Linked DNA regions of Homo sapiens: region 1 is linked to region 2. A link is a contact called in ENCODE Hi-C or POLR2A ChIA-PET data. All regions are on one chromosome and are shown on one strand. The core of a region is the stretch at or near the end of the contact, and the rest is flanking DNA. Distances in the headings are between cores, read along the strand shown.

Region 1 (3,442 bases), core at 736-3,235, 36 kb before region 2:
CTGAATGAGCAGGACAGATTAGAATAACTAGCTCTCCTATAATAGTGACATAGTTAATTTAACATAGCCCAAAATCAACTCTCAGGAGATTTTCCATTCAGATAACCCTCAACAAAACTCCATCTGAGTTTTACTCAACAGAATGCAACACATTATTTGTGAAGTATTATTAATATGCATCTCAGCCAATCCTCAGAGTTATCCTAGGAAGAAGAATCTATGGACATAATATAAATGTGAGAAACTAAGTTTTGGTAAAATTAAGTAACCTTCCTGATATGGTTTGGCTGTGCCCCCATCCAAATCTCATCTTGAATTCCCACATTTTGTGGGAGGGGCCAAGTGGGAGGTAACTGAATTGTGGGGGTGGGTTTTTCCCATGCTGTTCTCGTGATGGTGAGTGAGTCTCATGAGATCTGATAGTTCTATAAAGGGGAGTTCCCCTACACAAGCTCCCTCTCTCTTTGCCTGCTGCCATCCGTGTAAGATGTGACTTGGTCTTCGTTGCCTTCCACCATGATTGTAAGCCTTCCCCAGCCACGTGGAACTCTAAATCCAATTAAACCTCTTTCTTTTGTAAATTGCCCAGTCTCCGGTATGCCTTTATCAGCAGTGTGAAAACAGACTAATACACTTCCCAAGGTCACGGAGTCAGTAGGGAATAGAACTAGGACTGAAATCCAAGTCCGCACTCCTCTATCAAAAAGGGGTTATCACTTATATCAGTTATCTTGGCTCAAAAAGTTGAATTGAATTTTCTGGCTCAAGCACTCACCCTAGTGTGTGTAGTTTTAGAGAGTGAAAATACACTACATGATGGGCAGGAAGGCTCCCTGCAAGTCTTCTGGTGAGGGTGGTGTGCTACAGTGTTCAGGAACCTAGGGTTAGAGTCCTGCTACTTAGGTATCTGTATGGATCATGAAAAGAAAGTTAATATCTCTCAATCCCAAGTTTCTCATCCATACAATGAGGATACTATCATACGGTATCTTCCTTATGAATTGTGTGAAGGCTAAATGAAAAAAATTAAAGCACGTAAAACACAATGCCTGACCCAGAGAAATCAGTCAATAAATCATTAACTACTAGGACATTCTTAGTGACAGAGAGAACCCATGTGTTATTCAACAAACCACTCCTGTAGTCCTAAGTAGCAGCTACTATTCATGTATTAACTCATCGAATCCTTACAACCACTCTATATGAGGTAAGCATTATTACTAGGCCCATTTTACAGTGGAGGAAATGGAACTTTGGGTAAGTTACATGCCTATGGCCACAGACCTGGTGCAGGGCAGGCAACGGCCAGCAGCTGGCCCTCACTTCATCAGTTTATGGCAGCGCTGTTCTATTCAATCACTCTGCTACCCACGGAAGCCTGTAACTACAGACTGCTGCTCCTTCTTCCCTGCTTTGCTTAGTTTCCACATGGATTTAAGCAGCTATTAGAAGCCAATCTATCCTCCAGAAAAGTACAGCCCACTATTAATAAAACAGAAGCCATGTGACCAATGATCAGGATTCTAACAACAAGCAGAAACATGCACTCTGACAGCCTTAAAAAGATAAATATTCCCAGACAGAAATCCCTGATCTCCCAGTGACTCATTTTATTCTACTTTCTTCTCTTATATTTAGAGCATTTTCTTCGACGAGGCATACCATTTCCCATGAATGAAAATGGAGAAAGTAACAAGGAAAGGGAATCCCATCTAAAAAAAATAAAAGCTCTGTCTTGTTCTTTCCTCTTCAACCAGCCCACATGCCAGCTGTGAGCTTTGATGGCTTAATAGGACTTCCCCACGGCCAAAGGACAAAAGAACTGTCTGTCAATGTGGTGGGATCAGTATTGCCACCAAGGTGCAGATTTAATTTCTTCAGTTTGGTGACATGTGACTGATGATGAGGTCACCAAGACAAGGAAGAAAGTTGGGAGGAAAAATGAAACACCCTGAGTATTAGTAAGAGATTTAAATAAAAATATATTTCCTTCTTAGAGGGTTGTTCCTTATGAAGTATTCTCAGGCCATTTACTAAAGCATTTGTAAAAATCTACCTAGTAAATAGAGACCACTTATTGTTTCTCACTGTCACTGTTCTTAGCAGTGGTAATTTTTCCAAAAAAAACAATTAGCAACAATTGGGACATATTTTTAAATCATAGGATACATGAGGAAATACTGCATATGTGAAATACAAAGATGAATCATTGAGAAAAGATGTTGCTGTACTACATAGAGAAATGACTCAAAGTGGGAAAGGCAAAAGCCTTGATAAGAATTTATCTCCATGCAAAGAGAAGAACCGAAAAGCAAAAGTAGAAAGAGGGTCTTCTGGTATACAATTATAGCTTTGGACATAAAGCAAGACACCAGAATTATACATTAATATTAACAGGACAATAGCTTTTCCTTCCTTTTAATTATTGTGTGAATACTTCTGTAGAACCAGATGACTGCACTTAGAATAACACTGAGATCTGAAGGAGTGCACCGGGAGAGCAACAAAAGATTCTGAGGAGTCTGAGGTCCTAAATTACTAACAGACAACATTAATGGAATACTTACCTTACTACTTACAAATATTAATGAGTACTTAACGTAAGCTTGAGTAGATATAGGAAATAACATAATTCCAGGTATTACCAAGAGAATAGATACACAAAGGTGAACATCCTTTCTCTCACATTCTTGCTAAAAGTTTCCTAGTCTTTTCTTCCCATGCACACTAATATGAAGGGGCCAAATTTAAAATCCTATGAATTTGTTTCACCAAACTGTAGAGGAAGATGGCAGACAAAGTAAACAGGGGAATTATAACATCTCAAGACTTCCATTGAATTTTCAGAGGTGAATCCTCTGAAGCAAACTACCAGTGTGGCATTTAGAAGGGTCTGTTTGTTAATTTTCTCTATTCATACGCCCCACTGCTCGGCACCTATACTATTCTCAATGAAGTTGGCCATGACCTCCACGTCACTACAACCAATGGGCTGTTTCACTCTCAAATTCCTTGATCACTCAGTAATAGTCAACAGCATGGACTGTTGTTCCCCTGGCATCCATAAGACCACACTCTCTTGACTTTCCTCCTACCTATCTAGATACTTCTCCTTAGTATATTCTCATCCTCTTCTACCCAGCTTTCAATTTCAGAGTTTCTCAAGGCTTGATCCTGGAGCTTCCTGCCTTCTTACTATCAACTCTCTTCCTCAGGGAGCTATTGATGTCCATGGCTTCTATTACTCTCTATATACCTATGACTCCCTGAGGTACATCTCCAGCTCAGATATCTTCCAGTCTTCACTTGGATGTCTCAAAGGCACTTACACTAAGCCAAACTCATGGTCTTTCCCCTCATCTTGAACCTTCTCTCATATTTCTGAACTCAGTCAATAACACGTCCATTTACATAGTTGCAGAGGCCATAAACAAGTCTATTT
Region 2 (3,349 bases), core at 105-2,604:
GTGTGTCTAACAGGAGGGAGGAAGTCAAACTTTTTCTTCCTTTATCAGCATGAAAATGAAAACATATGAAATGGGGGTAAAGAAACTTTCATTCAATGATAGATTAAAATTTTTAGTAAATACAGCTCTCACTTTTTGTTTTACACATACCACCCTCCTCCCAATATGAATCATCCACAAATCCCCTCCCTGATCCAAGGAAGAATGCCTCCAATTGTGTAGAAGTGATATAGGAAACTAACTTATCTTTATATGTTGTTATGTACAGTTGTTTGATTTGGTTGGTTTTTTAAATTTCTAATTTACACATGGACACAAGAATGCTGTGCTAACACTATTTTTAAAGCAATCATAACTAAGAAAACATGTAAAATCCCTACATGATTCATTTTTCATTGGCTATGTGGCAAAATATTTAGTGCTTTGGTTGAAGAGATAAGTTCTAGGAAAATACTAGGGGGAAAAAAGGAGTCATATGTTTCATTATCAACCAGTGGCAATTTTCACACATCTCCAGAAGAAAAATATGGGATATTTCTGAGATTCCCCAAGTCACCTCACACTAGCTCTTGCTACTCAAAGTGTGAGCATGAGCCTCACATGGGAGCTCGTTAGAGATGCAGGTTCTTGGGCTCTGTGTCAGACCTACTGATTCAGAACCGGCGCTTTTAAACAACCCCAGCTCCTTCCTACACACAGGAAACTTGGAGAACCACCGCTCTGGACAAATCTCAGTTACAGCACCTGAATCCTGACAGAGCAGAATTTTAAGTCCTAGCACCACAGCAACACTTGGGGTTAAAAATCACACATAAACTCTTCCGTAAAAACTTCAGAGCCCAGATAGCAAACATCTGTGACCCAACACAAAGCTGCGTGGAATTATGGCTGTCTGAAATATAGCACATAATCCAACTTCAAGTAAGGTTGAAATTCCGCAGAAGGTTCTCGAACTATTCTTCAGGGACAGACCTACATAAGCAAATGAACAGTCTGTCACAGCAGCTCCAAGCCAGAGAAGAACTTGGACCGGCCATTATTGCTTCAGTGAGGAAGAGTATGAGAAAGGGTGTGGACAGTCTCAGAACAGGAACAGGAATGAGAAGGGGGAGCAGAAATGGAAGCAGAAAAGTGAGAAAGCAGTTTACATGTCCTGGGGAGTCCATCGTAGGTCACAAACCTCTAGAAAGAGGAGAGAGGGAAGAAGCAGGAGGGGGTAAAGATGACATTTTGAGGCTAGGTGAGTCACATGGGCCCCACCAGGCTGAATGACTTCACGCCCCAAGGAATAAATGACTCTTTCTTGGCTCTCCTCAAAGATATGCCACAGCACATCATGAGTCACCAGCCCACCCTGCAAACTCCTGCCATTTCCTGCCAGCTTTTAGGGCCAGAGGACTTGCCCTCAGGCCATGAGTCCCATCAGCATTTATATGCCAATTCCAAAGCGGCACTTGTGGGGAAAAAAGGAGCCAATTTGCCTGGTTTACTTTAAAAGAATCATCTGAAGGTCTTTAACCTATTAACGATGCACTGACAAACCCTGAGTTTGTCATTATTGGAAGTGACGCTGGGGCCAGAACTGAGATTGCAGATTGATTGATTTTTTTAATTTACTATTTGTTCATGGGGAGGCTGGCTTCTTTATTGTGGCGGCACCTGCTAGTGCCATTATAGTTACAAGGCCTGTTGGAGAGGCTTTATGGTGAAGGCTTATTTCTATTATAAATACTGGTTGGTGTGGGTGGTTAATATCCCAACAATTTCTGTTATACTGGGTTCAATACAGTCTGGCCCACATTGTTAAGTCATACATATCATCCTTGCACACAAAAAAATGAAAAACTAAATGTTATGCCAAAATCAACATAATTAAGTTACAGAAGAAATATTATCCAAGTCAGTCCTTAAATTAATCATTAACTTCAGATGAAGAATTATTAAATTGAGCTCTAATAACTAGAAGTAATATAATATGAATATACTATAAATATATATATTTGATTGCTAGAAAACTACCTATCTCACACAAGCAACTCAGCACACATTTTCATTTGCTCAAAGAATAATTATACTATTCATATCCCAAGTTCCCAAATTCAAATTGATGCTATATTTATATATATACTACCTGCTAGCAAGTGTAGATTATATTTCCCTATACTAATACCTCAAAATGGGTTTTACCTTTGGAAAGTGAAGTTGCTAACCGCACAAAGTAGTCCAGTGGTTAGGAGCACAGGCATGAGGTGAAATATACTTAGACTCTAGTCCCTTTCTTGTCGTCAGCCCCTTTCCTGCTATGTAACCACGGTCTGGTTAATCAACCTCTTGACAGTTTATATTTCCTCATTAGTCAAACAAAAGTTTTAATAGCATCCACCATTGTTGTTGTAAAGACAAACTAGGCAATAGATGGCTAACTCAAGGTCAGGGTAAAGAAAGTACAAAATGAACCTGGAATATCTTTTTTCTAGAAAATATGAACATGCTTAAAGAATGATGGATACATGTGGGAGAACAACAGTCCATGTTCTAATCTCCAGACCTCTGAATATGTTACTTTACATGACAAAAGGGAATTAAGGTTGCAGATGGAATTAAGGCTGCTAATTAGCTGACTTTAAGGAGTTTATCCTGGATTATCCCAGGTGTGTCCAGTGTAATCACAAGACCTTAAAAGTAGGAGAGGACGGCAAAATAGAGATGAGTCAGACTGAGGCTTGATGATGCTAACCTGCTGGCTTTGAAGATGGAGGAAGGGGCCACAAGCCAAAGAATGTAGGCAGCCTCTAGAAGCAGGAAATGGCAGGGACACGTATTCTTCCCTAGAGCATCCAGAAGGAATGTAGTCCTTCTAACATCTTCACTTTTAAGCCCAGTGAAGCCAATTTCAGAATTCTGACCTCCAAAACTGTAAGATAATAGATTTGCCTTGTTTAAACCACGAAGTTCATGGCAACACAGTTATAGGAAACTAATACACTTGTCAAGCAGCTTACATATATACCTAGAGAGAGAATGATAAAACAACTGTTAACATTTGAGGAATCTGGATGAAAGGCATAAGGAAATTCTCTGTACAGAATTCAATTTTACAATATGTCTGAAATTATATCAAAATTAAATTTTGAAAAGGAGAAAAATAAGTTTCTGTAGGAAGGTGTCAGATCCTCAGCACCCCTCTCCTGCTTCACACAGCCAGGCAACTAACTATTCCTTCCTGGCCTTCAAAGGAGATCAGAGTTTTACTCTGTTAAGAAGCTATGACCTGGGACCAACATGCAAGCAGAGATAGGAAAAGAGGCCCAGTATTGGGAATTGGGAATTACAATAAATTCTACCTGCT

What was found. Hi-C counts contacts between places; a loop is a spot of excess contacts on that map. ChIA-PET counts read pairs that join two places held with the same protein, here RNA polymerase II (POLR2A). Pooled maps may share reads with other maps.
Region 1: a map of PC-9 shows a loop between it and region 2 (5-fold over the local background). The contact joins two enhancer-like sites. A Hi-C loop is called at or near these places in 2 of 168 maps with a recorded cell type or tissue (PC-3 and PC-9) and 2 of 50 pooled maps. POLR2A ChIA-PET finds 5 or more read pairs at or near these places in 4 of 52 experiments (H1, MCF 10A, OCI-LY7 and 1 more).

What each region holds. Positions count from the first base shown.
Region 1 is chr3:18,133,359-18,136,800 of GRCh38, reverse strand. The region is part of intron 4 of BALR6 (B-cell acute lymphoblastic leukemia associated long RNA 6); the gene reads right to left. Among named protein-coding and RNA genes, the nearest start is that of BALR6, 170 kb to the right of the region's middle. Within about 2 kb of position 1,985, at least 2 of the 41 ENCODE cell types and tissues checked have a DNase peak (open chromatin) inside an H3K27ac peak, as active enhancers do; they include PC-3 and PC-9, where a contact is called at or near this core.
Region 2 is chr3:18,097,121-18,100,469 of GRCh38, reverse strand. The region is part of intron 4 of BALR6 (B-cell acute lymphoblastic leukemia associated long RNA 6); the gene reads right to left. Among named protein-coding and RNA genes, the nearest start is that of BALR6, 140 kb to the right of the region's middle. RefSeq lists enhancers at 1,098-1,733, 639-1,838. Within about 2 kb of position 1,354, at least 4 of the 41 ENCODE cell types and tissues checked have a DNase peak (open chromatin) inside an H3K27ac peak, as active enhancers do; they include PC-3 and PC-9, where a contact is called at or near this core.